4 separate regions of the Mus musculus genome follow, and regions 2, 3 and 4 are each linked to region 1. A link is a loop called in an ENCODE intact Hi-C map of the cell type or tissue named here. Cell type or tissue: gastrocnemius. All regions are shown on one strand. Each heading gives the region's core, and the rest is flanking DNA. Links, peaks and the distances in the headings are about the cores only.

What was found. A loop is a pair of places that touch in the nucleus more often than their neighbours do. Peaks named below come from ENCODE experiments on the same cell type or tissue, not always from the same donor. Only the 100,000 strongest peaks of a DNase experiment are listed, where the experiment ranks them.
Region 2: it touches region 1 in a loop (7-fold over the local background); 21 of 42 quality-filtered maps call a loop at or near these places.
Region 3: it touches region 1 in a loop (4-fold over the local background); 19 of 42 quality-filtered maps call a loop at or near these places.
Region 4: a loop joins it to region 1, with 5 times the contacts of the local background. A loop is called at or near these places in 5 of 42 quality-filtered maps.

Annotation. Positions count from the first base shown.
Region 1 is chr4:100,404,824-100,412,752 of GRCm38, forward strand. Ror1 (receptor tyrosine kinase-like orphan receptor 1) reads left to right here. Exons shown (of 9, transcript NM_013845.5): 5 at 2,990-3,117; 6 at 4,891-5,208; 7 at 7,072-7,317. Among named protein-coding and RNA genes, the nearest start is that of Gm35760, 15 kb to the left of the region's middle. In gastrocnemius, for the core only: a CTCF peak has its summit at 2,924 (motif pointing left); DNase peaks (open chromatin) are centred at 2,529 and 2,910; H3K4me3 peaks cover 427 bases; H3K27ac peaks cover 2,055 bases.
Region 2 is chr4:100,024,434-100,032,362 of GRCm38, forward strand. No RefSeq gene overlaps it. Among named protein-coding and RNA genes, the nearest start is that of Gm35701, 67 kb to the right of the region's middle. In gastrocnemius, for the core only: a CTCF peak has its summit at 4,394 (motif pointing right); a DNase peak (open chromatin) is centred at 4,394; H3K27ac peaks cover 407 bases.
Region 3 is chr4:100,210,243-100,218,171 of GRCm38, forward strand. All of the region lies in intron 1 of Ror1 (receptor tyrosine kinase-like orphan receptor 1), which reads left to right. Among named protein-coding and RNA genes, the nearest start is that of Gm12701, 95 kb to the left of the region's middle. In gastrocnemius, for the core only: a CTCF peak has its summit at 4,227 (motif pointing right); DNase peaks (open chromatin) are centred at 4,253, 4,871 and 5,712.
Region 4 is chr4:100,003,734-100,011,662 of GRCm38, forward strand. No RefSeq gene overlaps it. Among named protein-coding and RNA genes, the nearest start is that of BC062258, 78 kb to the left of the region's middle. In gastrocnemius, for the core only: a CTCF peak has its summit at 4,781 (motif pointing right); DNase peaks (open chromatin) are centred at 4,806 and 5,671.

The DNA.
Region 1 (7,929 bases), core at 1,036-6,035:
TTACAAACAGTTGTGAGCTGCCATGAGGGTGCTGGGAACTGAACCAGGCTCCTCTGGAAGAACTGCTGCTGTTGTTGTTGTTGTTGTTATATGTGTGGTGTACTTGGGTAGGCATGCTACCACATTTCTGTTGTTAGAGGACAACATTGTGATATCAGCTTTCTTCTTCTACTTACATGGTGGAGACAGGGAGTTTCCAAGGGTTGACAGAGCTCAGATGGTCCAGCCTGTAGGTAGCAGCTTTAGCAGTTGAGCCATCTCAAGTGTTTCTGCAGAAAGCCTAACATACAGCCAAGGCTGAAAGTTGCTCAGATGCAATGCATACTCACTTGCTTGTTTTGGGTTTGGGGTTTTTTTGTTTTGTTTTGTTTTTGTTTTTTCTTTCGTTAAGAAATCTCTGTCCCAGAGAGAGTGGTCAAAATTGCAGAAGTTCTGGGCATAATAATAAAAATAAAATCCAGTACACCTGCAACTGTGAACAGGTGATTGGAAATGGGCAGCCAACCAGTTGAATCTCACTTTAGTTTGAAAAAGAAGAAATATTTAGTACTTTTAGGAGTCTTGAACTTGAAAAGTGGTAAGAAGTTTAGCTTAAGCCTCACTCATAAACTATAGGAACTCCCAGTGGGTTAGAGATTTATATCTGGGGGTAGTTCCAAGATTTTGTCCTCCCAAGAGATATAAATGAAAACCTTAAGAGTTTAACATAGGGAGGGAAAACTTTTCTCACAAAGATGCTTTAAACATCCTGGCTCCACTAATGTGGGGGAACAGGAGAGCAAGGCCTGGGGTAGCAGGGACAGTGTGCGTCAGGGCAGACCCTGGTCTCTACTTCGGTTTCCAGAAAGCAACTTGAGGTCATCCAGAGCCTTCTTTTCCCTATAGGTTTATGGTATTCGTTACCCAATAAAAGTTGGGTTAATTTTACAACCCAGGTAAGATTTAAGCCAAAAAAGGGCTTCCATCATTACTGTAGGATTTCTGACAGTAAACACGTAGGGTGCGTGAGGGGCTGGGCAGCTCTGGAGTCACAGGTCTTCCTGTCAGGCAAACGGTACGCTCCTTTGTTATGGGTTTGAAGTTTCCAAGGCTTTGCTCTACAAACTATTTCAGGATGAACCTAAGACGTTCAGTTCATCTTCATCTTCAAGTCTAGGGACTTGGTGTAGGAAGCTGCAGAAAATGAGAATCCTGTCTCATGGCTTTTCACTCCTTTGGCGGCTACCCTCAGCCTGCTAGTCTCATAGGAATAGGAAACCTGTAGGTAGCAAAACCTAGCTACATAGCTCTGCTCATGGCCATAGTGAAAGAGAGAGAGTGGGGGGGGGGGGGAGGAAGAAAGAAGGAAGAAAGAGAGAGTGAAGGAAAAAAAGGAAGGAAGAGAGAGAGAAGGAAAGGAAGGAAGGAAGGAAGGAAGGAAGGAAGGAAGGAAGGAAGGAAGGAAGGAAGGAAGGAAGGAAGGAAGGAAGGAAGAGAGAGAAGGAAGGAAAGAGAAACAAACAGAAAAGAAAAATTAAGCACTTAGCAAATGTCTTCCTTTTGAATGAGTGTCCTCTAAGTTTGCCATAAATACATTAGTGACAGCTATGTGCTATCTCTGCAGTCTCAAGGGACTTCTCTAGCAGCCAGTCATGGTAGCTCCCAGCCACTTGAGAGACTGTGGTAGAACTAGTACACCTTCAAAGTGAGGTTGGACAACATATAAAGACCAGTCATAAACAAAATCAATGTGTCTGGGGTCATAGCTCAGTGGCAAGTACTCATTTGGCTTGTATGAGGCCCTAGTTCCATCTCCAGCACTGCTAAATTAACACACAAACAAATAATAAGCTTTTATATTATTTGATGGGGTCATATAGCTTATACCTATAGGGCAAAGAGGCCAGTTATAGCCTGTTTTAAAGGCAAAGGACCATGATGCACAGGTCTTGGCCAGCCTGCCTAGAGAGCACAAGAAGAATATTTTGGTACCCTGTCTTCTAACTTAGAAGTCAAGAAAGGCAAATGGGTGATACGTGGAGACGGGTGTTGACATCAGCCAGAGGGGAAGAACTGGGGTAAAGGTGAACTCACAGATGTAGCAGGCAGTCTTCAGGGGAGCCTACATCTGTTGTTCTACCCTCTGGCTCTGCCCTGTGTCTTGTGCATCCCCATTGAGGAGTGGGATGTCCGTCTTGGATCCTGGTCTCCTGTCCTATGACTTGTGGCACTACAGCTTTCTTGTCATTGCCTGGCGTCCCCTGTCTTCAAGATAAAATCACTTCCCTTGTTCACTTATTATTTTAATTTAAAAGTAGCAAAAATCTTATGGCCTTTTTTTTTTTTAAAGTTTTAACGGTCAGAGAGAGGTAAAGTGTCTGTTGATGCTTGCTTCGGAGTTCTTTGGAGTGGCTGGTCTCCAGTCTTTTGGTCTGTGGCTTGCTCTGGCTTCTTGAAGATAGACAGGACAAGTTGTACCCAGTGAGGAGCCAGGAAACCCTCCCATCCTCCCTCCTAGCCATACTAGCTTCCTACCCTGTGGATCTCCTAATTGACATGTCAGTTGGTGTGGATCTTGTGGCTAATGTGCGCACGCCTTTGTAGCAAATGGAGCAGAAATAATCTGCACTTAGAAAAACAAAACAAAACAAAACTGTAGCGCATGTGCCCAGATTTCCAGCTTGCTTCCTCTTCCCTCACAGGGCTACATCATCTTCCAGCACACCACCAGCTGCAAAAATAAAAGTTCTTTCCCATATTTAAGGATGATTTTTGCGCTTCAGGATGATTTTCTGGGGGTGTAGGAAACTTGACCAACGTGACCAACAGATGTTTTAAGGGATGTTTGAAAACTGAATTTATAAAAAAAAAAAAAAAAAGTCTGTAAATGTAGTCTTCATTATATGGTGCCCAACTGCGCCCCCTTGTGACCATTTAGAGCATTGCAAAGCCAGAGTGAGTAGTGTGTGAGGGTAGTTCTGTTCTAAGAATCATTGTGCTTTGTTTTTAGAGATGAGTATGAAGAAGATGGATTCTGTCAGCCGTACCGAGGCATTGCATGTGCACGATTTATTGGCAACCGCACTGTGTATATGGAGTCTTTGCATATGCAGGGGGAAATAGAAAATCAGATCACAGGTAGGTAACATCAAAGAAGTGATACTTAGCCTTCCTTAACTATTTTTTTTTCTTGCCAGGAGTTTTTCTGGGCTTCTTTCCTGACAGAGAATTAGGCTAAGCTTAGGGTTGGGAGTGGGACCATAAAGAGGCATAAGATGTGATCTCTGTGCTCTGGAATTTACATTAAAATAATTTATTAGAGGTTAGCCTTGGAGGAAAAGGAAGCTTCGAGAAGTCTCACATTCGTGCAAACACTCAATAAATATTCCTGAGTGCTTTCGGTACCCTGGGACCAGACTGGACACTCGGGACTATGAGGGCGTGAAGGAGCCAGGTGTGTCTCTACCCTCACAGAGCTTGCGTTTGGAGGCAGCATGGTGTAGACTAGAACAAACAAGGACTAGAACATTGATCCCAGAGCTGTTGTTACAGAGACAACATCAAGAGACTTGCTGTTCTCCATGAGCCCCAAAGTGAAACACTTCCTAACAAGACTGGGGGGAGGGGCAGGCCATCATGCACCACTTTGACTTGAAGATTTTAGGAGACATATGGACCAATCCAGGACAGAAATATGGGAGAGAGAAAGGGCCAGAAACTCTGTTCTCTGAGCAACTTGACAGAACTGAGAAGCAGCTGAGGGGAACTGTTGAACCAAAACATGGACAGGAAGTGGAGTGGCTTTTGCTGAAGCCCTCAGGGGTGGGGGGCTGCGGGGGTGGAGGTTGAAAACAAGAGTAGACACAGGCTGGACAGAGAGGGGCCACTGAGCCCAGGGTTTCTACCCAGTATAAGAGCGTTTGGACACACTTTAAAATAAGGATACACATTAAATAAATGGCATTCTGATATAAATATTTGGTAAACAATGTATAATAGCCCTCTCTTGCACATGTTCCATGGGTATCAGCTTGCTGGAAAGTATTATAGTTCCATTTTGTTTTTGGAAAACTCATTTCATTCTTTTTGACCCAACGTTTCCCAGACTTGTTAGCCTCTGTGGCCCTTCTCAGAAGCCCTTGATAAACTGTGGGATTAATGGTCCCAAGGAACTCAGTTTGTGAAACAATGTAACCAGCCTCTTGGGGGGCCTACAGGGCTGGTGCACTTCTGGGATAGATGCCCTGCAGTGTAAGATTTGGCTAACAGACCCTGAGATCCCACAACACATACTGGGACAATGCCCTGTGCAGTGTGAGGTTAGGCTAACAGACCCCAAGATATGGAGATGCACACTGGGACAACTGAACTGTGGTCTTCTGGTGTATCGCGTCATTTTCCAAAGATGGAATAGACAGTATTCAAGGCACGATGAAACGAAGCAAATGATACAAAGCCACCCAACAACTCTTGCCATCAGGCAACGCAGTGCTATGTTCCGCTCAACCCTGCCTGAAACAAGCTCTGACCTTGGGCTGTCAGATGTCTTAGAGCCTCAGAAAATTAATTAAAAAAAAAAGAAAAAGAAAAAAGTACAGGGTGAAACACTCTCTCTGTAGAGAGAAAAAAACAAAGAAAAATATATTGTACTTTAACCCAATTAATTCTTTTTATTAGGAAATGGTACATATGTAATTCAATCCTGTTTTTCTAACTTTGTAGTCAAAATGATTTTTTCAAGCCCGTGAAAGTGAGATGCTTAGACATCTGAAATGAATCTCCTTCCCTTGGCCTTGTGGGCTTCAGCCCAGCAGATTCCCTGCAGTGTATTTCTCCCTGGTATCTGTTGACTGGATCACGGCAGAGATAAACCCTGGCCCCTGGGAGTTAATAGCTCTGTTTGTTTTTCAGCTGCCTTCACCATGATTGGCACCTCCAGCCATTTATCTGATAAGTGCTCTCAGTTCGCCATCCCTTCCTTGTGCCACTACGCCTTCCCGTACTGTGACGAAACCTCATCTGTCCCAAAGCCCCGTGACTTGTGTCGTGATGAATGTGAAGTGCTGGAGAATGTCCTGTGTCAGACAGAGTACATTTTTGCCAGATCAAATCCCATGATTTTGATGAGGCTGAAGTTACCAAACTGTGAGGATCTCCCCCAGCCAGAGAGCCCGGAAGCTGCAAACTGCATACGGATTGGCATTCCCATGGCGGATCCTATAAATAAAAGTAAGTGGTGAAACCTGGCCCTGACACACAGTAACTGTTCATACTGGGACAACGACAGCACCCACTGACCACTGACCTTCTAGTGAGCCGTATACCGTGCCTGAGCATTCTGCGGTAGATTAGATAGAATTGCCTCAACGAAACTTCATGGAAAGAGAATTAAAAAAAAAAAAATACAGGATTTTTTTTTAATAACTTAAACACAGAATTACTAAATGTCCCAGCAATTCCACTCCTGAACCTATAACTAAAAGAATTAGAAACAGGTCTTCAAATGGAAATTCAGATAAAAATAATCACAATGCCGGCTGGCGAGATTATCAGCAGTTAACAGCACTTACTGTTCTTCCAGAAGACCCAGGTTCAGTTCCCAGCACCCACCTGGCAGCTCACAACTGTCTTTAAGTCCAGTTGGGGGATCCAATGCCCTCTTCTGGATGCATAGGCACCAGCATGAATGCAATGCACACATATACATACAGGCAAAGCACACAAATACATAAAAATAAAAATAAATTGGTTTTAAGAATGTTTGTGGTAGAACTATCCACAAAAGGGGCTGGGGGTGTATGTATCTCAGTTGGTAGAATGTTTGGAGGGCATGCACAGAGCCCTGGGTTCATTCCCAGAATCACATAAACTGAGTGATGTATATCTGTAATCCCAGCACTCAAGATGGGGCCATGAGGATTATCAGTTCAAAGCCATCCTTCCCTACATTGTGAGTTTGTGAGTTCAGGACCAGCCTGGGATAGTAGAGACCTTGTCCCAAAATAAGTGGCTTGGTTGGGTTTGTTTATTTGTTTGTTTTTAATAAAACAAATGATGGTATGTCCACGTATTGAAATATCATCAATGAAAGGAATGAAAAGCAGACATATGCCACAACTGGGTGAAACTTGGAAATATAACGCTAACACAAGAAACCACTGCATGATCCCAGTTCTATGAAGTGTCCAGAATGGACAGATTCATTGAGACATGAAGTATATTTGAGGTTCTGAGGCTGTGGTGGTGGGAGGGACTGTCTGATGGATGTGGAGTTCACTTTGAAGATAACAGGAGTGTTATAGAAAGGAATGAAGCTGTATAGCCCTGGGAAGGTATCAGGTGTGCTCATATCAGGTGTGCACATGTTTCATGTTGTGTGGGCTAGACCATACTTGGTAAATACACATGAAGGTGTGTCCCTGTCTCTGTCCTGTCCCCGCTCCAGACAGCAGGTTGTCCCTCTGCCTGTTTGCCGTTCATCTAGAATTAATTCTCTTTGGTAGTTAATGCCACTTGTGGAGTTAGTGTATAACATTTCTATCTTACCCTGTGGCCAGCTGAAGGACCATGTAAGAGAGCCTGCTTTCTCATGGGTGGCCCACGTCATCAGCACAAACAACCCAATTCCCACTTGAAACACAGGCTGCCCCTAGTAGACTTCCCATAAGTTATCTCTAGACACCCCCAGTTGGAATAGAAGAAAAAGTTTGCCTTGAATCCTCCTTGAACCACTAACTTCTGACCCATGAAAAATCCCTCCTGTGCCCCAGCTGCCTCCCCAATCCCATTTCTTCTTGTATTCCCCAGTTAGAAACACTGCAGAAAGTCATTTTATTCCTGAAGCATAAGCTTTAAATCCTCCCAGGAATATAAGTACAAGGCAGGCCCTGAGTCCAAGCCCAGCATACAGATCCCCTCCCTTCCCCCCCCCCAGCCCCCCACCCCCACCCCTGCACTAATCTGCCTGGAGAAAGACCTTCCAGGTGCTTAGCCTGCCCCACCCCGCCCCTCCCCACACCCAAACTGTTGCTAGGAAGGACAAATCCCCTTCTGTTTCTTACTAGCACTCTGGACTTCTTTTATGTTTTTTAGATCACAAATGCTACAATAGCACGGGTGTAGACTACCGGGGAACCGTCAGTGTGACCAAGTCTGGACGCCAGTGCCAGCCATGGAATTCTCAGTACCCACACACACACAGCTTCACTGCTCTGCGCTTTCCGGAGCTCAACGGAGGCCACTCCTACTGCCGCAACCCTGGCAACCAGAAGGAAGCTCCCTGGTGCTTTACCTTGGATGAAAACTTTAAGTCTGACCTGTGTGACATCCCAGCATGTGGTAAATAGAAGTTATTGGCTCTAATGTATTCAGTCACCTTTCAAATATCCAGGTCCCCACGTAGAAGGCCTAGGACGGTGGATTCTATTGATCATGGTCTCTCGAGCAGAAACTATCTCCATCATACATAAGCCTAGCTGTCTGACAGTTCCTGACAGGCACCAGTGCCTCCCTCAAGGAGCACCTGTAGTCACTGCACAGCGGTGCTCTGCTGTGTGTGTTGCCGGCTCTCCAGAGGCACAGGGCTAGACAACCAATCACAGTCATTCCTGTAGAAAAGAGCCTTTTCCCCAGGAAGTCCATAGACACAGAAACTGTCTTGGCACACAGGTTTATTGGAAGCAATGAGCAAACTGTTCTGTCTCACTGGAATCACCCAGGAAGCAAAATGAATTTGCAATCGTTGCTCAGTGACCGAGGCCAGTCTACTAAATTGTGATCTTTGTCTCAGCTACTAACGATGCAGAAAAGTATGGATGTCTGGGAGGAAAATGGAGTTGCTGTCAGTTTGTTCATGTCTACTGGATGGTTATAAAGTATGAGAGAGGATGGAAATGTTGGTGAGAAAACCCTAGAGCTTGCAGCTATTTTGGAGCTGATTCAACTTTATAG
Region 2 (7,929 bases), core at 1,305-6,304, 380 kb before region 1:
AAAGGAGTCAGGAAGCTTTTCAGGAAATCTTTGAGGGCTCCATGGAGTCTGAGTCTCCATGTGCTGGCTTATTCTGAGGCTCCAGCAAGACTCTCCTTCTGGGTCCTGGGATTCTTTGCATCTTTGAGGCTCTTGCCAGGTCATTTTGGCAGCAAAAGCTCTTCCAACGTCTGGGGAAGGCAAGGAGGAAGGCAGTTGTAGAAATCATGTCTGATAATGTATTCATCTGAGCCCAGATTTCTATCAGGGTCTCTCTTTCTGAAGGACAGGGGGCTGAGGACCAAACCCAGGACCCAAGTATGTTAGGAAAGTATACTTGATAACATTGAGCTACCATCAGGGTCTCTAGAAGCCAGAACTAAGGATACAGAAGGATGGGGTCACCAGAGTGAGCCCCAAAGCAGCAGGTAAAAGGATGCAGGAAGTGGCCAATCAGGAAGCTGAGGTAGGCACGGGGCTGAGACATCACTGAGTTCAAAAGTAATGAAATAGGTAATAGTCCCGTTCCTAACATGAGAGATGCCATATACAACTTCATCCCATTAGGGAAACTCTGGGAGCTAATACCTTAGAATAAACCTGCCCGAGGAGTAAAGGAATCACCCATGGGGGCTGCCTATCAAATATAGGACTTGTCTATCTTACCTAATCTACATGCAGGGCTGCTTCCTTCCACTGAGGAAGAGGTGAGAAGTGTGTCTCTTTGTACATGCCTGTAATCCCAGTCACTTAGAAGACTGAGGTAGGAAAAGCAGTAACTCCCAAGGCCTGTTTGGGCCTCGGTGTGTTTGAGGCTAGCCTGTTAACTTAGTAAGATCCTGAATCAAATTAAAACAAACAAACAAAAATACTGGGGCTGTAACTCAGTGGTAAAATGCTTGCCTGAGATACACAAGACCCTGAATTCAATTTGCATCACCACAGAATTGGGGTGGAGGGAAAATTGGGAAAGAAAATGAAAAGGGAAATGGAGAAGGAGGGACTTACGGTAAAGAGAGCCAGTGCTGAAAGGCTGAGAGTCTTTGGAACCAGTTCACCCTGCAGTGGAGAGGAAGACTTGGGGTGAGTTTGGGGGTGGGGTGGATGCAGCAGTCTCTGCTACCATTGCAGTGATGCCAGACCTAGCAAAGACCTCAATGATAGCAACTATAGCAGGTTTGTATTTTTCCATTAAGGCTTGATAGGTAGCCTATCTGTGCTGTGCAATGCTAGGGCACCCAAGTGCAGACTCTGTACTGTTGGCCTTCAGCAATGACTGTAACACAACTTGGATTCCAGGCTTGGGAGTACGCTGTCAAGAAGCTGAAGAAAGCACTCGAAATTTCCAGAACAAGTTGAAACTGGATAGGTGATAAAATACTCATCAAGGGCCATAATATTTTCTTTTACAGTAACCCAGGAGATACTACCAAGTTGATCCAAATAAAAAGCAGTCCTTCCTTTCCAAACTAAGCAATTTGTTGTGTGATTCAACTGCTTACCAAATTAGAGTTGGATGTCAGAAGGAGTAAGGGGGTGATAAGATTAGAAAAGAATGAAGCAGTTGAAAAAAAGAAAGAAAGAAAGAAAGAAAGAAAGAAAGAAAGAAAGAAAGGAAGGAAGGAAGGAAGGAAGGAAGGAAGAAAGAAAGAAAGAAAGAAAGAAAGAAAGAAAGAAAGAAAGAGAGAAAGTATGAGAGAAAGAAAGAGAGAAAAGCAAAGGAAGAAAGGAAGGAAGGAAGGAATGAAGGAAGGAAGGAAGGAAGGAAAAAAGAAAGAAAGGAAGGAAGGAAGGAAGAAAGAAAGAAAGAAAGAAAGAAAGAAAGAAAGAAAGAAAGAAAGAAGGAAAGGAAAGAAAGTAAGGAAGGAAAGTAGATCTGTGGGCTCCACATGCCATGCTGATACAGTGTAGCATTGACCACATGGTTAGGAAACCTGGACTAGATTCTATCTTTAATTTCATCATTCACCAGCTGGTCTTGGACATTTGCTAAATTCTCAGCCTTAGTCTTCATATTTCTGCAGGGAACTGAATCCCTTCTGAAGGCTTTGTGTGTGAGAGAGTAGGTTGAAAGAATGGATGTAATGATGTCTCATGTTGTGGGCCAGTAGCAAAGCTGAGTACCTCCAAGCTCATTCTCCATCAAGGACTCCAGCCTGGGGACTCAGGATCCTCAGTATCTTGTATAATAAATAGCACAGATGAGACTCAAAGGAAACAATGCACAATTGAATAGAATAACTCACTCATTAACGTCTCCCTTTCTACCCAAGATATAGTGGCTTGCTTCCAGAGTTTTAAGCATTGAGAGTTTGTTTGAAAATTAACAACTAACTAACTAACTAACTAACTAACTAACTAAGAGTTAGTCTAGAGACAATTTTACTCATCTCACCTTCTTTCCAGCTATGGACAACTTTACTTAATGTTTTGAATCATATGAATACAATACTGTTTCTGTAGGTGGAAATGGTGACATATTAGTAGTTTCACAGGTTCCAACCATAGTCTAGTTGGCTTTATTTTCTTCACTGTGTTGATGAAACCGTGAGGTTTGAGATGGTAAGGCAGCCTGGATCTCAGAGACTTTTCACAGTGGGATGTACTCAGGAACCTCTCAGGGCATTGTTAAAATGCAGATTTGGACTTAGTGGATATGAGAAGAGGCAGATAATTGCTTTTTCTGGAGCCTCCAGGTAGCTCCTGATGGTCAGTGGACCAAGCACTCTGAGTGGCTGATTTAGGTTTGGTTGGCCCTGAAAGGGCTGCTAGAGTTGCCATACCAAACAAGAATTCTGTGCTTTATTAAAAAGGAGATTTTTGGCTGGACATGGTGGCTCACATTTATAATTCCCCCCAGAAGCTATTTGAGTCAAGGTGACAGAGTAAGAACCCACCTGAGAAGAACTCCACGAAACAAACCCCAAACAAACAAAAGGGCAAAACCAAGACAAAACAACCCAGACAATGAATATTGAAAATCAGTTTTCCTCTTGTCTGACTTTGGGGATGCCCACCATGCACTGAGCATGTGCAAGGCACCATCTATCAACCAGAAGACATCTCCAGCTTCATTTTCTTTGGTCCCTTCTCTTCTTTCTTCTGTCCCCTTCTTTCTTCTCCCCTCCCTCACTTTCTTCTCTCTCTCTCTCTCTCTCTCTCTCTCTCTCTCTCTCTCTCTCTCTCTCTCTCTCTCTCTTTCCTGGCATCTCCCTTTCTGTTGGCTGATATTACATTTATTATTATTATTATTATTATTATTATTATTATTATTATTATTATATAAAGTACAGAAATAGTCTCTGGTTTCATTAAGGTAACAGGTGAACTAACTAGAAGTCACAGATACCAGAAAATCTGGGAATACAGGTGAGACCTCAGATGGTTCCCCAAGGCTCTGAGAATGGAACCTTCTTGTTGTCTCCCAGCCTCCTGCCCTTGGCGCTGGGGATTGAACCAGGGGCAGCCCACATGCTAAGCAAGCACTCTTCCACTCAGCTACACCCCTAGTTCAGGTTGCTTCCCTTTTGTTGGAGACTTGTCTACTCCAGCCAAGCCCTCTCTCTGCCCAACCCCATAACTGCTGCTATAAAACCATTTAATGATTTCTCCATTTCCATAGGAGCCCAAGTCTACGGCAAGGGTTTCAGGTGACTGATCTTGGGTTTTATACATGGCCTGTAGCTTCCAGGAGGCCAGAAGAAGGAGGCAAACCCAGAGCAGGCATTCCCAGCAGAACATGCACGGCTGCTGGATTGCCACAGCTACGCGCAACTTAGTTTCCCTTCTTCAGCTTTCTAGAAGAAGAAGGAAAAGAAAAAAAAAGGAAAAAAAAAAAGAAAAAGAAAAAGAATTCAACCACCCTGCAATTACTGAGAACCTCAAAGAAAGAAATGAAAAGTATAGCCATTAGCTTGAAAGTCTAATGACCCCAATCTAAACAGTGCCAGGCATTTTATTCTGCTCACTTGTAGGAGAAAGGCATTGCTTTTATTTTAAAATCTGTTAGCAAGAACATTGAGTTATGTTCTACATCTCCTTCCCTTTAAAAAACAATTCTAAAGATGAAAAATGCAAACTATGTTTTTTTCTGCTAGCTTACTCATACCTGTAGCTGGTGACCATTAATTGAGCACCTGCTATAATTCAAGACCTGTGACCTACAACAGTAAACAAATATAAACAGGTGTGATTATGACTTAGTGACTATAAGAACTACAGAAGAGTTCATCTAAAGGGTTCTGAAACAGAAGAGAGCTTTTTACTTCAGGGAGCCAATTGTATCTGCCTCTGCTCGTCAAATTCTGACAAACAAAAACATTTTTTTTTAGCCCCCAAACTCTTGATGTTTTCAAAGCCAAAGACCCAACCTTAGCTTTAGAAAGCAGATCAGCTGCCATTGCTACCAGTAGAGGGCGGCAACATGACAGTTCAGAGTTGGTCCTTGTGGCTGAAAGCCTACAGGAAGTATGCTTAACTTCCCTTATTTATGCAGGAGCTGGAAAAATAAAGACAGCAGTAAAAATCTTTCCCCCTTTCTCTTGTAGAAACCTGCCTCAAGGCTTTATGGTCTGTTCGCAGGTTCTTATATCATATACTAAAAAGAAATCAGGTCCAATGTAAAACCTGTGAGATTTCAGCAAAACTAACAAGTGTTTGGGAATTAAAACAAAACTGAAAAAACACAAAAATGTTCACCGGTGTTAAGACATAATATGTCTTTGTGGAACAATTGATCTTCAGGATTTGTAAGGCAATTACTTGGTGGTATTCTAGAAAGCCAGGAGCCTCCAATGCAGCAACCCACCGGCTAGCAAAATAGAAATGGCAGGCTTTGAGCACGTGGTAATGAACAGCCCGATGCTTTGGTCCTGGGATGTGCTTTATAAGATGTGAAAAGCAAATGACCTCTACACAGTGAATCGAGGCTTTCGACTTATACAACCGTCTCCATACTCCAGAGAGCTCATGGACACTTTCACATATTAAGCTGGAAGATGACTTTTAGATTTGACAGAGATCGCTGGTGGCTTTTGAAAGGAAACTATGACAACCCTCAGGGGGAAACATAGATGGTGCATGTTCAGGAGTCTATAAGCAGGAGGAATAGTGCTCTGATATCTTTGGAGTAAGTTAGGTGGTGAAGTGCTGTGGTCTGAATGTTTTGTCCCATCAAGCTAATACGCTGAAATCCTAATCACCAAGGTTATGGTGGCATTTGAAAGTGGATCTTTGAAGAAGTAATCAGGCCATAGGCGTGACATTAGTGTCATAGACAAGAAGCCAGAGAGATACTTCTTAGCCCCTGTACGATGTGAGAACACAGAAAGAAGATATTGTCTGTGGGTCAGCGATCTCTGTCAAATCTAAAAGTCATCTTCCAGCTTAATATCCCCCAACAGCCAGCATGTGACCAATCTCTTCCCTCAGTCATCTTTGCCCAGGGTTTCCAGGTCCTTCTGACCCCTGAATCTCTGTTACTTCCGTGGAAGCATGCCTCCATAGTCTAGTCTCAGTCAACTGTTTGCTTGCTCGCCTGCTCAGAACGGAGTCTCGCTATATAGCCCAGGCTGTTACCAAATCTAGATTTCCCAGTTTCCAAATACACGTGAAACAAATTTCTGTTGTCTATAATCTACTCAGTTTATGTAGTTTTCTTATGGCAACCTGAATCTACTAAGACACAGAGAGTATAAACATCAGTTGCCTTAGAGAGATTCAGGATTGGTAAAGTTAAGGTGAGAAGCTTTTCATTCAAAAGGGCACATCAATGGAACGCCAGGAAAACACGGACCCCCATCTGTACCCCTTATATGTCTCGAGAGACTTGGGGGATTAACAGGAAAGATAGTTTGTCACAACTGTTCAACTCACGGAGGAGACCTGTATTTACAAAAAGAAGAGAGATAAATGCATGATTTTAGGCACAAGACATTCGATAGAAAGCAGGTGCAAAATACTAGGGGCATACGTCGAGTTCCCAGGTGGAGGACTTATGTCCGGTGGTGTGATGGAGAAAGCAAGAGCGAAGATAGCACAGACAAGCCAAAGATATACCAGAAGGAAGCTGAAAGGCCTCTGGATGGCCCGCCTTTCTCAGAACAAAAAGAGATAGGTTTGCTAACCTTGCCATGGAGATGGGGGTGGGGTGGGGCGTGGTATTCAGTGCATTGCTCATGCTCCATGGGCCAAACTTCAGTCACAGAAACATTCCTGGAGAGCATCATCAAGTTGTATGCAGTCCGCCTGCCTCCTTGGTGTTTAGCATGATGTCTAGGGTACAGTAGATGCCTGGCAAACTGTTGAGGAAATGCCTAGATGAAAATGGTCCCATTTTCCACTACCACTATTATCTTTACTGGTACCCTCCTCGAGGTTCAAAGATGACTTAGACCTAGTATCCTAGAGGTGAGCTAAAGGTCGAGCTCGTGTTTAGAGCTGTTCTTACAAATGTGTATGTGCTTCAGGGATCTATTTTTTCTGTACCTCTATATTTTGCTACCTGGGTTAAGCTGAAAGTCTGTGGTTAGTGAACCTGGCAGAGTGATGCTGACTTGCTTTCAGTGAGATAAGGATCAGGGTCTCTCTTCCAAAGCTCAGGGCTATAGGAAGTTGAGCTTATCAGCCAACAAGCACATTAACCAACTACAATTTCCAATCAAATAGGAGATACCCTGCCCTGCATTCTGTGAACCAGACCTCCACCTGAGTTCTTTAGCCTCCTGCTGAACTAACTAGTTCCAAGTTGAATGGACAAGTTACTGGCTGAGCTAACCAGTCTTCAGATATTAAGTAGTTCCCGAAGTACTACAGATTCAAGTGTGCGCTACAGACGATACTTAAAGGTCGGGTAGGATTCATCTGTGTGATTTTTATTATGGTTCTTTTAATGGATAACGTGAGCTTGGGAAGGAAAGCTGGTGAGGTAGGTCAGAAATCCCCCGAAGGGCAAACAAAGTGCTTCTTATCACACTGGCAAAGCCAGCCAGGATGCAGAGCATGACGGCAGGGAATGCCAGGGATATTTTTATAAACAACTCCAGAGCTATCAACAATGCAGGGCCAGGGCAGAGATTCCCATATATGCAGATGATATTTCTTGAATAACAGTGCTTGGGAAAGGGAGAGGGTGCCAACAAGCCGAAGAAGGAAGAGGGAAGCAGAGGCAGGCAGTTGTAAAATAACTCAGTGCCGAGGCTAATGTCTCTGGCTCGTTCAGGCTGGCCTGGGGAAGCAGAGGCAGACAGGGTGGCAGGGTCCTGGGTAGAAGAGAGTGATCTGTCTTGGTGCTGAGAGCATTAGAAAGCAGTTGGGCCAGTAAGGATGGGAGACTGGATGGAGAGGAGATAGGCCTCATTTTAAAGAACCTCTGCTCTTGGTGAACACTGCCCCACCTGAACCAAAAAAATCTATCTGGTAAATTTGCCTATCCTTATAAAGGATAATTTGCCTCAATTTATAAAGAGCAAACAGTATCTTGTCTCATGAGAAAATTACCGATTACAAAGTATTATTCGTAGTATCCAGAGAGAAGCCATGGAGTCAATAGCTTCTAATCCTCCCACTGTTCCTTAATAGCTATGGTGGCTTGGGCAATTCCCTTAGCTTCCCTGGGTTGCAGTTAACTCTTCTAGATGACATAATTCCATTTTGTGGATTGCTAAGGGCTGCTTGAGAAACTGTGCAGCAAGCATCAGGCACTTAATGAAAATACTCTCTTCCACCCCCCATTGTGGGAATCAGATGAAGGTCTGAGTGAAGGTGTACTATTGACATGAGCGTGTGTACATCAAGGACCCCGTGCCCCAGACATAGGGATGGCAAGTGTTCTCTTAGTCCAATATGGATGCTGAGAGTGTGCAGAAAGTATTAACTACACCTTCTTCCTTCCAGATATTGGTATCATATGCAGATGCTATCAGCCACAGCTCTGGCTTCCTGGGTGACTAC
Region 3 (7,929 bases), core at 1,704-6,703, 190 kb before region 1:
AATCACTTTATTAACACAGGATTTTTAGTCCAGATAAATAATAAGTGTAGTTTCAGTCCAGCCACACAGAGAGAGATGATTCCCAACACTGAGAGTTCAGATCGCCTGGCTGGGTGTCTTTGTGGCTTGAGCTCCCTGGAAGAGATGCTGCCAAGAGGAGAAAGAAAGCAGGATGCCCATGCCTGGGTGCTGAATTCAAACTGACTTCTCTAAAGTCAGAGTGATGGAGAGATAGAGGGATAGAGGGATGGAGGGAGGAAGTGAGAGGTGGAGCGAATAAGTGAGGGAAGGTGGAAGGGATGGGAGGGAGGAGGGAGAGGAGGAGGAGTAGGAGGGAGGTAAGGAGGGAGGGATGGGTAGATGCATAGATCGAGGGATGGAGGAAGGAAAGGAGGAAGTGAGGAAGATGAGGGAGGGAGAGGAGGAGGAAGGGAAGGAGGGGTGGATGGAGGGATAGAAGGATGGAGGAAAGAAGGAAGGGAGGTGGGGAGAGAGGGAGGGAAGAAAGGAGAGAGTAAAAGAGAAACTGAAAACTCAGAAATCTCTTTGTAGATAGTAAAGATACCTTTGCATGACTTTTAAGGCTTTTAAAAGTTTAGTCAACAAATCTTTTTTTTTTTTTTCCAGATTGCTCTATTGCTTTGGTCAAGCACCAAATATTTTGTTCATATAGGACCCTCAAGGTCCTCCTCTCTCCTTGACAAAGGGCAATTTCTCTCAAAGGTCAGTTTAGAAGTGATCGATACAGTCAACCTTTAGAGGAAACATTGGCTGAAATCTGCCCTGGCTCCTCCCCTCTCGCTCTTCATTTGTCCTAGGTGGACTTGATTTCTTCCCAGTGTTGCTTCTGTACAACAGGGCTGATGAGCACATTTTGAGATGAAGGAACCCAGCTTGGGAGAACAGCTGGATCTAAGTGAGCCTCTGCAGGTTGCTAAGCATCGTGGAGGTGGGGTGGGGGGCAGTGTTTTCACAGTGAGAACTGGACCAGAATGCCCCCTCCCCTTCACCAGGTGCAAGAGAGTGGCTATCTCATTTAGTCCCCATGTGAACATCTTCTTTTAAAAAGATGAGGACATAGAGTGTCTGAGGGCTGAGTGGTATGCCCACATCTTCATTAAACTAACAAGTGGCAAAGTCAGACTTTAAATCCCGTTTTGATTCTGACACCACATTTCTGAGTACTGGTACAGTCATTCCTGCACAGCTTCCAGTCTGAGGCAGAAGCGGGACAAACGCTGCTAGTTGGTGTGCAGGGTGAAGTGGATAGCAGAGGGTGTGGTGTGTGAGGAGTGTTTCCTCCTGGCACTTGTTACTTAGTAGAACTGAAGATACTAAGCACCCTGTAATGTGCTAGTGAGTGAGTCAGTCATACCCAGGGAAGGATTATGCCTTAATGGCATTGTTTGGTAAGAAACAGTATGGGATCCCTCTCTATGAGACATGTGTTCTTCTAGGAATCTGATTCTGTTCTGCACACTCGTTCTCTGGGGGAACATCCTAGAATGGTGGGGTTGTTTTTATCCCCAGTCTATTCCTAACCTCCACCACTAGAAGAAGCTCCCCCACCCCCATTTTCCTTGCCCTGATGTGCTGAGATGTTCACGTGAGAGGCTCTCAGAAACCTTCTTTCAGGAGGAACAATAACTTCAACCTGATCCCTGTGATCTGGACACCATTGTGGTGGGAAGGGGAGAAGAAGAGCTTTGTGGGGGCCCCGATACTTCTGTGGGTGCAGAAGCAACTGGCATATAATTGCAAAAAGGGTTGAAAGGAGTAAGGGAGGAGAGGAGGAGATTTGTCGGGACGGGGCGGGGGGGGGGGAGTACTGCAGCGTGGTAATTGGAGATAGTAGATGGCAACCCCCAGTGAAGCTGGGAAGAAAAGACTGTGTGCTTCACAAACACAGGACGGAAGGGGTTTCATGTTTAATGTAAATACACCTGCCGTTTGTTCTCCAAAGCACTGGTTCCAGGTTTTGAGATAAAATAGCATTTTGAACATTGTGCCAGTGGAATTTGTCTTTCTGTGCCCAGGCACTGCTGTTCACTTTGTTCTCAGCAGAAACTAGAGAAGGGAGAGAGCCCTGACTGGCTCCAAGGTCTTACCCCAGCCAGCATTGCTACATCCACCGAGTCTCAGTCTGGATCTCCCCCCTTCCCCCCCCCCCCCCCAGACAGGGTTTCTCTGTATATATAGCCCTGACTGTCCTGGAACTCACTCTGTAGACCAGGCTGGCCTCAAACTCAGAAATTCACCTGCCTCTGCCTCCCAAGTGCTAGGATTAAAGGCATGAGCCACCACTGCCTGGTGTTACATCCTTTTTGTTTGTTTGTTTGTTGGTTGGTTGGTTGGTTGGTTGGTTGGTTGCTTGGATCCCTTGACATTGCCCAGCAGACAGTCACCCTTGTGGCCAACCCTGATCATGTCACCCCCTGCTTCTACGCTTACCACTGTGTTATAAACAGAGGCAGAAACCCTTACTTCTCTTACAGAAGTCCCCACTGCTTTTTGCCTTATGCCCATCCATCTATCAGATGCTCATCCCTGGGTGGTCATTGCACTGGCAGCCCCCAACCGAGCGAGCCTGTACTGGTCCCCTGCCTGCAGAGCCTCCTCCTCCTCAGTTCCCTTCAGCCTCAGTTCTGTCCATAGTTGGTGCCCTATGTTATTTCTTTAGGGTGCTTTCTCTGAATCTAGCCCACCAGTCAGAGATACTGACCCTCTCTTACACTGCTCTTGGTACCCCATGTCCTCCCTTTGTGGCTTTTGTCCCTGATTATAAGGATGAATTTGTATACTTATTTGATTGATCTCTGTGAACTCTACCAGTTCAGTGGCTCTGAACCTTCCTAATTCTGTGTCTATTTAATACAGTTCCCCATGTTATGGTGACCCCCAACCATAAAATTGCTTTCATTGCTACTTCATAACTGTAATTTTGCTACTGTTATGATCATGATGTAAATACTTACATACTTATGGAGACAGAGTTTTGTCAAAGGGTCATGACCCCACAGGTTGAGTACCATTGTTATATTGTGGGGGTCATTCAGGCTAAGTTGGCTTTGTAGTGATGTTGGTATTGCCACAAGCCTGATACTTAGAAGGTACAAGTGTTTGCTGAGTGAAAAACTGAAGAACATATCTTAGTTAAAACACCTAAGCAAATGAGATGGGGAAAAAATTCTACAGTTATAATTCTACAATTGAACAAACTCTATTTTTGATTTTTTAGTGTATACTTTTAAGTTTTTATTCATTCTATTAAAATAAAATGGCTTCTCATTTAATTGTATTAGACACATGATTGAATATCCACCAATTGTATTTAACTTCCAATCATTTTTTTAAAAATTAACTTGTGTCTCTAGCTGCATATATAACAGAAGATGGCCTAGTCGGCCATCATTGAGAAAAGAGGCCCCTTGGTCTTGCAAACTTTATATGCCCCAGTACAAGGGAATGCCAGGGCCAAGAAGTGGGAGTGGGTGGGTAGGGGAGCAGCGGGGGGTGGGGGGAAGGTATAGGGAACTTTCGGGATAGCATCTGAAATGTAAATAAAGAAAATATCTAATAAAAAAAGAATCAAAAAATTTAACTTTTTGTAGTGAGACCTCCCCCCCCCCAACATGATTATATGATATGTTATTTCATGGAAACTGATGCAGAAATGACATCGTGTCACCTTAGTGAGTCAACATCTTACATAGCCAAAACGAGTACATGCCACAAAATCAAGGTTGAACGTACAGGCAAATGGAACCATGTGGCAAAGGATTTCTAGACCATGCGGGGAGCGTGCTGGCCACAGGAAATGGCTGTGGCTGGAAGTGGGGAATGTGGCAGGCTGTTAGAGTTGCTACCTGCTCCTGGTCAAAGCAGGCCTCTTGTGTGGAATGCCACCATGGCTCTGGGACATGGGCAAGAAAAATGGTTGCCCTGGGATTCTCTAGAACCCTCTTGGGCTTGTAACAGGGTACTGACGGAGGGTGTGTTTTTCCTTGCTTCATGCCGAGGCAGTAAGGAGAAGTCACTTGGGACCCACAGTGCTGTGGAAGAGGGTGTGATCAGTCAAGTTGATCACACTAATTCAGCCTTTAGCAGACAGCACAAAACAGTGACTCTGTAATGCAGATCCCCCACAGCACCTTCTGATGGAATGACCCTGAATGACTTAGGTACTGCTTGGTTTACCACAAAGGCAAGGAAGGAGGGCTAGGAAGGGTAGCCACAAGGGGGCACTAAACCAGAGCCAGAGGCACAGAGTAGGGCTGGTTCCTGACCTTTGTCACTGTTTCCTGCTCTCTGCTGAAGAAAGGTCCCTTCAAAGGTCCAGATGACAGCAGGCTGATTGTATTTCAGCCACCCCACACTGCGTGCTTGCTCTGAGCGGACACCTTTTGCTGCAGAATCCAGGAGCAGTGAGGTCATTACCACTTTCATCCCTGATTTATACACTAACTCCTTGAGACACGAGGAGGGTGGAAAACAGGATTTGAACGCAGATCTGTGTGAGCCCAAATCCTGTGCTTTCCCAACCACTACTGATGAGGAATCTCAGTAGGTTCTTAAGAAGGAGCACGCTCCTCTCCGGAGGGTTTGTGACCCAAGAGTATGAAGAGAAACAAGGCGAGCTCTGTGTTCCCACTTGGGGAAAGTTAATATTTCACTGCTCTCGAGAATTTAGGAGCTTGGTTAAAAACTCACTATTAAACAGGGATTTTCTTTAATTCCTTTTGTTTAAAGATTTTCTTGTGAAACACTCTATGTACTGTGCCTCCCTCTGAGACGTCAGTGGTGCCAGACCGTTAGGGAGTTTGTGTAAATAGAGAGACGGCCAAATGCTGCCCACACAAGTCGTGAGGCATGAGGCTGAGTGTGTGAAATGGTTTCACAGGCAGCCAGGGCTCAGAGAGTGTCCTGGGACCTCACCTGCTTCCCAGGATCTGAGGACAGGGCCGTGCAGGCCTAAGGATAAAGATCCAAAAATTGTCTGACTGTTCATTGGGAAAAGGCGAAGTCTGATAAGGAGATGCAACCGTTTAGTCTTGAAAGGTCAATATTAATTATTGTTAATGCATATCTGGATTTCTTTTCTTATTTTCAAACTGACACTTCTTACAAAAAACAGGAATATCTAGAGAGTAAATAATGGGACAAGAATGCTTTGAAACATTTTTGAAATGATGGTTCAGTGCCTGGGGTCAAAGTGTAGAGCTGGTTTTCTTCATGTATTAAGAAAATACATAATTTTTAAAAAAATTAACATTGTTTTGGGCAGGACTGTATTATATTTACATGTTGAAAAATGCTTTTTTGTTTTTTTACAACTAATAGGAGCTTAGCATTGTGAATAAGGAGCAAAGAGAGCCGGTGTGGATGAATGCCCTCTTTCTTTAGTTGCAGAATTTAATAGCTGCCACTGAGAACGTTTTCTTTTAATCAGAGAAAAAAATTATTTTGTCCTTGACATTTATGCCAAAAGCCAGCCTAGAGAGTATGTTTTATAGCCAGTGCTGGATTACCCTAAAGGTAGAATTTTCCTATGTACAATATTCACTGAGTAGATTTGATTGCGTTAGATAACCGATCTATTAGAGAATCTTTCCAGTAGTTCCCCAAAGATGAAGATGCCTGGTGACAGGAGGATCACAGGTAAGTGCTCACATGCTTCCTGACTCTGTGACCTTGAGTGACCAGTACTGAGTCTGTTTCTTGATACAGGAGGAGATCTTATGTGCCAGCACCGTCATGCTGTCATAATGATTAATGTGGCTAAACATTTAACATAGTCCTTGGCAATTATTGAGTAGTCACTAAGTATTTGTGATACAGAAATGATACAATAACTTAAAACTTGCCCCAGAGAATGCTTCCTTTGTGATCTGGTGAGCCCTAAGAATGTAGAGAAAATGAGATGGCTCAATCTTCTAGAACAACTGCTAAATCTAAGTTTAGCAGAGGCAAACGAAGCTTAAGACACTGCATGCGGAGGTTGTTAGAGAGGCTCTGCTACTTTATTAAATGCCACGGGGAAACTGTCTGTCACCTCTTAGCTTTCTTTCCTCTATTTGTACATGCTATCAGCACATGCTACATATGTTTAGGCATTAATGGGCAATCTCAAAGAAATACATGATATAGATAGACCCTGACCTGATGGAAGTTTTTAGTATATTTGCAAAATTAAATAGACAAAAATTAAATATCAAAATAACATCTAGCTGCCAAATAAGGGGAGTATTGGCGGGAGGTAGAGACCCCCAGCACACCTGGGGTTGCAGCATTGGCAGTGGGGAGGGAACCTGCATCCTATGACAGAGCAATGGAAAGCTTCCTGCTTGTCAGGGTGAAGTCAAGGAGGAAGCTGGCTTTGATGGGAACGAGCAAGGCAAAGGCAAGGAGAGGTGGTTAGCAAGAGAAGCTCATTAAGATCTAAGGCTCTCTTTGAACCTAAAGTGTCTGTCTTTGTGGACTGATCAAGCTTGTCTGTCAGGCCCTTGTCCACCACCATGATTCATTAGCCTGTCTCCCTTATCATCATATCAAAAGTAAGACAAGAGGCAGACACAGATAGGAGGAAGTACTTTGCTTCTTGCTACTATGCCAAACATAGTTTACATACCACAGCCAGTGACCTGTCAACCCACCTCTCCTGGACACTTAATCATTTCCCTGGAATCCTCTGGAATAATTTCTCTATGCGTTAGTATATGCTTCGGAGTGTAGTCTTCTTCCTTCCCTTCAACTAGCCGACCTTCTCACGGAGTTCCAAGGTGGCCCAGGCTATGTATGACCTCTTAAAGTCAAAGTGCACCAGCATGAATTCAGCTCCTCCACACCCTGTTAATAGGGCACTTAGTACAGGCCCGGCGCTTGGTATCTGTCTGGCACTATTCTCTATTTTTTTCCATGTATAAATTCAGCTAACTCTCCAGAGGAAAGAAACAGTAGGAACAAGGGGAGACTTTATGAACGTACCAATTTATTAGATAATTTATCTTCAGTTCCTCCTATAAATATTTATTGAAGACTACTGTATGCCAGGCACCAGGACTCAGTCCTGGCAGAATTCCTGAGTAGACAATCAAAGACTGAAGCAATTCAGTAATCATAACCAAGCAGCCAGTATGGATATTTTATCAGCATCTCACATTCTGAATTGACTACTCAACACACCTTGTGTTCATGAGAGCAGTACTATATTCAATTTGGATGCACAAGAGGCTCTCCTGAGAATCATGCAGTGATGCCTTATCTGGGTTGGCTGTGCTATGGTAGAGCTCGAGAGTCTGCATTTCTAACATGTTCTCTGGGGGTGGTGATGCTGTATTCTCATGTGAGCCCTTGGAGTGTCAAGGTGTAAGGGAACCAATGAATGACAAAGGCAACCCAAGGACAATTGCAAGAAGAGATGGTAGCTTGCACACCACAAAGGCAGCAGGCCTCAGCTTAGCAGGGTCCTCACAGTCACCCTCACCACCTTACGTACCCAGTGACTGGTTCATCGAAGCCCAGTGGCACTCCCAGCATTCCTTCAAGGAGCAGTGCCAGCTGTCTCCTTTAGAATGTGATTTATGCGGTATAGCAGAGACAAGTGGTAGACCAGAGGCCAGGGCGCATTTGGAGACTGTGCGTTATGAAAGCCATAGGCAGTCTGTGTCTGGGTTTCCCCACTAGCAAAACAAAACTGGTAGCTTGTGTTCTGTCTGCTCCAGAGTGGGAGAACTCTATCTATCCCAGTGGTGGCAGATGAGAGGGACACGCAAAGGCTTCTGGGGGAAACAGAAAAGCTACAAAGGAAGCTGCTAGGGGAGGGGGATGAAGCCTTGTGAGTTACTACTGTATGTTTGTCCAAGGGGTCGCAGGTTGTGTGATCATAGACTATTCTATATTCATGAATTGTGAAGACTTTCTAGGGAAGCT
Region 4 (7,929 bases), core at 1,742-6,741, 400 kb before region 1:
CCCCTCCATCCAGTCCTCCCACCCACCCTTTACCTCCCCTCTCCCCCAGATCCACTCTTCCCCCTATTTCCCTTCAGAAAATAGCAGACCTCCAGGTATATTGGGCATAACAAGATACAGTAAAACTAGGCACAAACCCTCACACCCAGCTTTTTGTAAATTGGGAACTGACTGGCTCTCGTTGAAAGCTCATGGCAGTGAAGCTGCCATGATCCTTACTCTCATTTCAAATGAAAAGGCAGAGGCACAAAAGCTTAGGCAACCTGCTCAAGGTTATACTGAGCATAGGTGACTATGCCCTGCTCATGAATATGGGTCTCATGTAGCCCAGGCTGGCCTGGGATGATGACTTTGAATCCCAGGTGCTGGCATTGCAGGTGGGCACTGCCCCACCTAGTTTAACATGGGGCTGACACTCAGGGCTTTCTATGTAGTTAGCGCTCTACCAACTGAGCTACCTCCCCAGCCGATCTTGTTCCTACTCTAAGCTAATTCTCAGATTTCTCAGTCATCATTTGAAGCATAAATGAACAGGGGACTGAAACACTTTTCTGACCTCCTAACCTATTTCCTCTTCTTCCAGGTTTCACCATCACTTTCTTCACTCATATTTAATTTACCCACACCTTTGTGCTGTAATAATTAGTTCCAATGCCAGGAGTCATTCTAGGGATGTAGAGGAAAACAGATTAAATATGGCTGGAAATGATATACTTCACATTGCTATTAGGTCATAAAGCCTTTTTTCCCCACTTCATGCTGAGGTATTTTTCTCTTGTAAAACTTAACTTGTGAACAAAATGTTCCAGATAGTTTAGCTAAGTCCTGGCTTGCTTGCCATTGGCACATAGAGCTTGAGTCACAGACTGGGACAAGTCCTGATTAATGTGGTTAATTTTTTTTCTGTCAGTTATATAATGTGTCTGATGTGACCAATCCTAAGCATATGAACATGTGTCCCCTGTGTTTCAAGTGGGTCTTATTCTTAAAGACTTGTTTTTATTTCACAGGCATGCATGTCTACCTGTATTGCATGTGTGCCTGGTGTGCACCTAGGCCAGAAGAGGGCACTGGGTCCGTTAGAATTGAGCTGTCACAGGGATGATGGGAACAGGATCCAGGTCCTCTGCAAGAGCAGCAAGTACTCTGAACTGCTGAGCCAGCCCAAAGTGGGTCTTATTCTTGTCACGGCCTGCTTGGGGAACGACCTTGTAACTCTGCATGTTAAAACCACACAGGTAGAAGTATCATGCTACATGAGTTTGCTCATGCTCCATAAGAGAACTTTTCAGCCTTCTATCCTTATTTTCCTTAAAAGGAAACTGAGGTTCGGAGAGGCTGTGTGACTTGTGGGTCTGACTGGCAGGCAGGCAGTCGAATCTAGAGCTCCTTTTCAAAAACAGAGATACAATCATATATCAAGAAAAGTCAGCCCTTTAAAATGTAGAGTTTATTATAGTCACAAGTGGTGGGCACGCGTCCACTCTTACCCAGTTCAGGATCACTTTCTTCACTGTCACAACAAACATGGCGTCTCTTAGCCGTCACTCTCCGCTCTTAGCAGGGCAGGGCTCCTGGGGTTCACAAAGCTACTTCCATCCCTACTACGGGTTTGTCTCTGATGGACATTTCATATAATCAAGGTTTAAACATCTGACTTCTGTGGCTGTACAGCTCTTATTTTAATAAAGCTAGGGCTCTAGACTTTGGGCTCCCCCAAGAGGAAGCAGGTTTGTTGGAGTCCAAATGGAATTCCTATCTATGGTGGTGGAGCCTGCATTTCAAAACTGAGTGCTTCTTTGTCAAAGATCAGGTGACCATAGGTGTATGGGTTTAATTCTGGGTCTTCTTGGGAAGACCAGCAGTCTCAACCTGGACCCCTGGGATCTCTCAGACACTAAGCCACCAACCAGGCTGTACACACTAGCTGATCTGAGTCCCCCAACATGAATACAGCAGAGGACTGCCAGGTCTGGCCTCAGTGAGAGTAGATGCACATAACCCTTGAGAGACTTGAAGCACCGGGGAGTGGGGAGGCCTGTCAGGGTGGTGGGGTTGGAGGTGGGGACATCCTCTTGGAGAAAGGGGGAAGGAGGAATGGGATGAGGAACTGTGGGAGAGCAGACCAGGAAGGGAGTAAGGACTGGGCTGTTAAAAAAAAGTAATAAAAACTAAATAATATATCATCATAGCAAATAACAGTATAAAAATTGTGTGCAATAGTTAGAGGCTGCTCTGTCTGCAGTGAGCAATGGAAGCCTTTAGTTCACTGGCCATCTCAATGTACCCCTAGAGACAAACCCATGTTTATAAAGACATTTTCTGCCAAAGTCCAGGCCAGGGCAAACACTTGTAACCTATGACCTTTAATTGGCAAAGGATGTATTCTTTTATTTAGATAATTCAGTGTTTCTGAACATATTCATTCAGTGTTTTATTCCTTATTTCAGTACTGCTGAAGTGCCCTGTTGTGTGTGGATGTCAAGTAATAGGAGGAAAATCCTCAGATACATTTTGGACCTTGTCTCCCTCTCCCACATGACTGTTAACCATTTGAGCATCATGGCCATCTGAGGCTGGAAGACTTTGCCAAGGAGCTAACTGCAGCATCAGCCACACACTTAACTCTCATCTTCTTTCTGTTTCCTCCTTGTCTTTGGTCCATGAAGACATCTCATACTTTCCTGCAAGTTCTATTGTGCTCAAAATGGCTTTACTCTGGTCTTCTGTATGTGTGTGGCGCTGGGGACTAAGCCCAAGGTCCGTGTATACTCAGAAAGTGCAGTTACTGTAGTTTTTTGGGTGTTTCTGTGTAATCCCTAGGTAGGAAGGAGATGGTTGATTTGAACTAGAATCTGAAGTTCTCTCTGCTTCCATGCTCCCTCCATTCCAGTCTTGTAATAGCCAGTACGGTCTTTGTTTGTCTGTGTTGAGACAGAGGGTCACTATGAATTTGTAGTCCTGGGTGGCCTGGAATTCACCGTGTAAGATCATGTTGGCCTAACCTTGACACAATCTGTCTGCCTCTGCCTAGCAAAAGTTGTGTTTAAAGATGTACAAGGTCACACCTGTGTGGTCTTTTTTTTTTTTTTTTTTCAATCTTTGTTTTCTTCTTGTATAATAACCCTTCACAGAACTCTGTCACTGTTGTTTTGTCAGGCGACAAGTATAGCCCATCTTTACCAGTTTCTCTTCTGCGGTCCGCCTGCTTTGTCTTGGTGGAGACTCCTCCCCAAGTCTTATGATCCCAAGACTATCGTCAGCCACAGCACCCACGTTTTCCTGCCTTTACTCTCAATCATACACAAGTCAGAGGGGTGGAGCATGGCTCAGGTTAGACCTCGTCCCTTTTGATGACCCACCACACACATTGGCTCATCAGGTATGTACATGAACCAAAGAGTGCCATACTTTGTCCTTCATTTTTATCCTCCCATTTTGAGATAGCAGGATAAATCTCTTTTCCTTTTGGATCATACTTAGATTGTAAAGATAGAGGCCTGGCAAATATCAGTGACAGTTTTCTTACCAGACCAACAGAATCTGTTAATGAAAGAGAGAATAAGTCTAACTAAGAAACAGAGAGACAGTGTTGGAGAGATGGCTCAGCAGTTAAGATTGCTTGCTGCTCTTGCAGAGGAACTGAGTTCTCTTCCCAGCACAACACAGGGCAGCTCAAAACCACCTGCAACTCCAGAATCAGGGGATGCCAGAGATCAGATACCTTCTGACCTCTGATGGCATCTATTCACACATGCACGTGCATTTACATACTAAACAGAAAAAGAAATACAGAAACAAATGGAGACAATTAATTAGTAGAAAAAGAAAGTCTTAGTGGCACTATCTAAGCTCCTGGATCTAGCCTTGCTTGAAGTTTGAACACCAGAATTTAGAGTTATAGAAATCAGTGCATTATTTTTTGAGCTAAAACTATTTTGTGATGAGTTTTTGTTACATGTTTTTAAAAAAGACTTAATCATGGTAGGGCAAGGCCCTCTGTGAACTCCGTATTATCTTATCTCTTTTCCTGTTTTTTCAATGATCAACCGTACAAATCTTCTCCAGTTCTTGTGCTGAGCCAGGATCCCCGTGTCAGAGCCTTCACACTATCCGATCTTCCACTCACCCTGTGACCGTGTGACTAAGTGTCTGGATATAGGTCATGTTCTTACTGAAGGCTTCCCAAGCTGTCTGACTGTGCAGGGTCTCCCCTCCCCCATGGTGATTCCTACTTGAGCTTTTCCCCATGAGCCCACCACAATCAAGATGAACAAAGCCCTCCACAGTGAGACTGTTTCTTGTTTATAGTCCATCTTCTCCACTCAGCTATGAGCTTCAGGAACTTAGAAGTCATTTATCCAGGAAGCGGTAGGTGAAACGGGGTCTCAAGCTGCCCTAGAACCTACCTTAGGTTGGCCATGATCTCTCCCTGACTGCTAGAATTACACAGATGACGACTCACTGTGCCTGCTGACAACTACTTAACTTAGCTTCACCTCAGCCATGCTGCAATGCGTTTAGCATGTAACAGCGCATCATAGGAAACAGGGGTTCTGTTGATATTTGTCAGTTGAAAACAAAAAGAATGAATATCTGACTTGGACGTTTTTGGTTTCCATGAGATTTGCTAGCCCGTGGATAAACACAGGCAGTGCTGATCACAGTGTCACCACAGAAATCTCCATAAAAAGAAGAGAGCAGCCTCTTGCCTCACTCATCTAGTCCTGGGCTTTCTGCTGATTTCTGTCTGCATACCAGAGTGGCCCTTGCTCCCAGGAGATGGCAGTGTTGTATAGCCTCTGGTTTGCCCAGGCTCTTAAACAAGACTCCAGCCCTGGGAGCTATCCGGTTGGAGCTGGACTTTGCCCTTTGCAGCCCTGGAACACCAGTGAAGGCTCTCAGAACAGAACTGTGTGTGTGTTCAAAAGAGCAGAGCCTTTGTTCCAGAGACAGACGTGTCCAACTCCAACACAAGCAAAGTCCTGATTGATTCATCTGCTTTTCTGTGTGGTTTGAGGACTCCATCTATCTGAGGGTAGCTCAAAAGTGCCCCCACCCCCTACCTCTGGCCCCAGCTTGTCTCAGAAGACAAGGGTCAGATCATGGAGTTGCTACCTCTGGGGGCCGTGGAAGATTCTCCCTACTCGTAATTTCTAATTTCTGCCTGAGATGTGGAAGTTGCTACAGTGAGTATAGACTGAACCAATTACCCTCACATGTGGTCTTGGATCAGTCACCTAAGATGTGACCTTGGGCAAGCTCCTTGTTCCACCCCCACTCCCCAATATTAACACTGCCTGCTTTGCAGATATGTGATTACGTAAGTACTCCCCCCCCTCCCCACACCACTACCACACGCATAAGGATGAGGGTGTGAGGAAAAATCCACAAAGTTTTTGCTAGAAAAATTTTAAAACCAACCTTCTTCCTAGCCACTTCTTTTATCCCCAGTGTGACTGTAAAACCAGATTACCAAGTGCCTGTGGTCATTGGACCACATCCCAGTCAGGTAAGCCATGTCACCAGCCCGGCCCACAAGGCGGCTCCGGCTGTTCCCCAGGGTGGAGACCAGGTGCTTCTGGGATCCTGGTTTCACCCGTCCCAGAGGCCTTGGCTCCTTTTCAGTGCATTTCTGCCTTCTGTGGCAGAGCATCTGGGCTGTCGTGCTGGAAGCATTTTGGCCTCGTCTTGGGCCCTTATCTCAGAGCTGTGTGAACCCCATTCCTGCCATGTCAGAACCCATTAGAGAGCCCTCTGCTGAGGCTTTTGAAGGAATAATCTGCCTATAGAGGGAAGGGGCTGTGCCAAACCAGGCCAGATGGAGTAAGTAATGAAGGCCCCAGATTAATCTTGCTTGTCTCTTCTTTCCCACACGAAGGCTCAACCCTAGCGCTTGGCAGTCTCAAGACAAATTACACTTGTCAGCTTCAAAGAGTAAGTTCCCTTCCAAGCCAGATTGTTTGTGTTCTCTCTCTCTCTCTCTCTCTCTCTCTCTCTCTCTCTCTCTCTCTCTCTCTCTCTCCATCTTCTCTCCTGAAACAAGCACTGGAGTTAAAATATGCCTAGGAAAAGTGATATTTTTCCATGGCTCTAAAAAAGGCTTCTTTTGGGCATTTACACTGTGTTCAACATTGAGGCCTCACATATACTCCACGTCCATTCTCATTAGATCCCTAATATACGATGAGTGCAATAGCCCCATTTTACAGATTAGGAAAGTGAGGTTTAGAGACAATGCCTGGGTCAAGGACATACAGCTAGTGAGTTGAGAACAAAACTCATAGCTAGAGCATGAACACATTCCCGTCTCTGCAGTTAATTTCTCTGAAATCTTGACCTCCAGGGAAGCCAAGAATGTAGCCTCTTCTTTTCTTCATTGTTAAAAATTCTCTTGGAATCATGGGCTAAGGTAAGGATTAGGTTTCCAGAAATACATATGCCAAGGAACATTCTAAAAACAACTCCTTGGTCATTAAGATATTTAGAAAGAATAGAGCCATTGATTCCCTCATAGACGCAAAAGTCATGTGAGCAGCAGAGAGATCCTCAAAGTACAGCCAGGTGTGATGGCTCATGATGTGACCCCAACACCAAGGAGGCTGGGCGGGAAATTTGTGTATGAGTGTGAGTTTAGCCTGGGCAACACCATGAGATACTTTCAGAACAAATGCAATTGCCAGGGGTGCTCAAGCAAAGAAATTCAGTGAACCCCGTCATATTCACTGGTCCCCCCAAGACCTGCAGCCCAGTCACGTTCCTTTAGGCATACCCAGGAGCGTCCACGGAAGGAGCCGTCATAGCCAGTCTGAGAGCCTTGCCTTGCACAGTCCTGTGTTTGGATTGTGCAAACACACAAGCAGTGCTTGGGAGTCCGTAAAATGCAGTCTGTGTGTGTGAGACCCCTATATTCCTAAGTGACTAAGAGAAGCCTGGCTCTCATCTAGAGAATAAATAAACTAAAGTTAGGAGGCCAGGTAGCACATCAGGCAGGCATGCATCTTTCAGATGCCCAGTTTCTGAGCAGCATCAATGTAGGTATTGTGCACCTGGTGGGCTAAATTAGAAGGGCTGGACATGCTTTTCCTTTGCTCAAACAGTTCTGGTCCCACACCTAGGTACAAGCATTGCAGGGACCAGACTGCCATCTTGAAGCTGTATACAAGTCTACCTAAATGGTTCCTGGTCATTCTTCACCAGGAAAGAAGTACTTCTGGGAGCCATTGCTTTCACTTTCAGGTTATCAGTACTGAGCTCTACCCAGCAGCCCCCACACTTTCCAGGCCTTTGCACTGAACCCAGTCCTAGCAGCCACACTCCTTACCACATGCTCACCACACCCCAGCCTCCCTCCCTGGCCCTATTTTCCACTTCACACTAGTGCCTCCCACTGGCTGAGTCCCAGCAGAATCCAGTGGACAGAGGGGCCCAAGGGCTGTCTGTGAAGAAGCCTTAGGATGCAGAGCCAATCAGAAACAGAGAAATTGGGCATCAGAATGTGTAGGCAGATGAGAGCCCAAAAGCCTGGCGCCGTGTGAATTAGGGTATGGACAGTGTTCCTTACAGACGGAACAGGAGATGGAGGTGAAGGGTGGGGGCCTTAGACCTTAGGTTTGGCCCCAAACTGGCCTTCGCATGATTCTAGCATGCCTAGCTAATGTGTTCCAGCAGCACATAGGAGCCTGGTTGTGGGCAGACCCCAGTGCCTTTCACGACTCACTCCACACATACATTTATACCATCTCCCCATTATTTGTTCTTTTCCTGGAAGTCTCTAATGGTTCCAAAGACCTTAGTTTCTTAGAGACTAAAAAGTAAAGGATTTATACAAACCCAAGGGAGAGCTGAGTATAGCTTTAGTTCCTTTCAACCGCTTCAGGATCCTCTCCTTAAGGGGACTTGGCCCTCCTCTTTGGTTTTGGCCCAGGC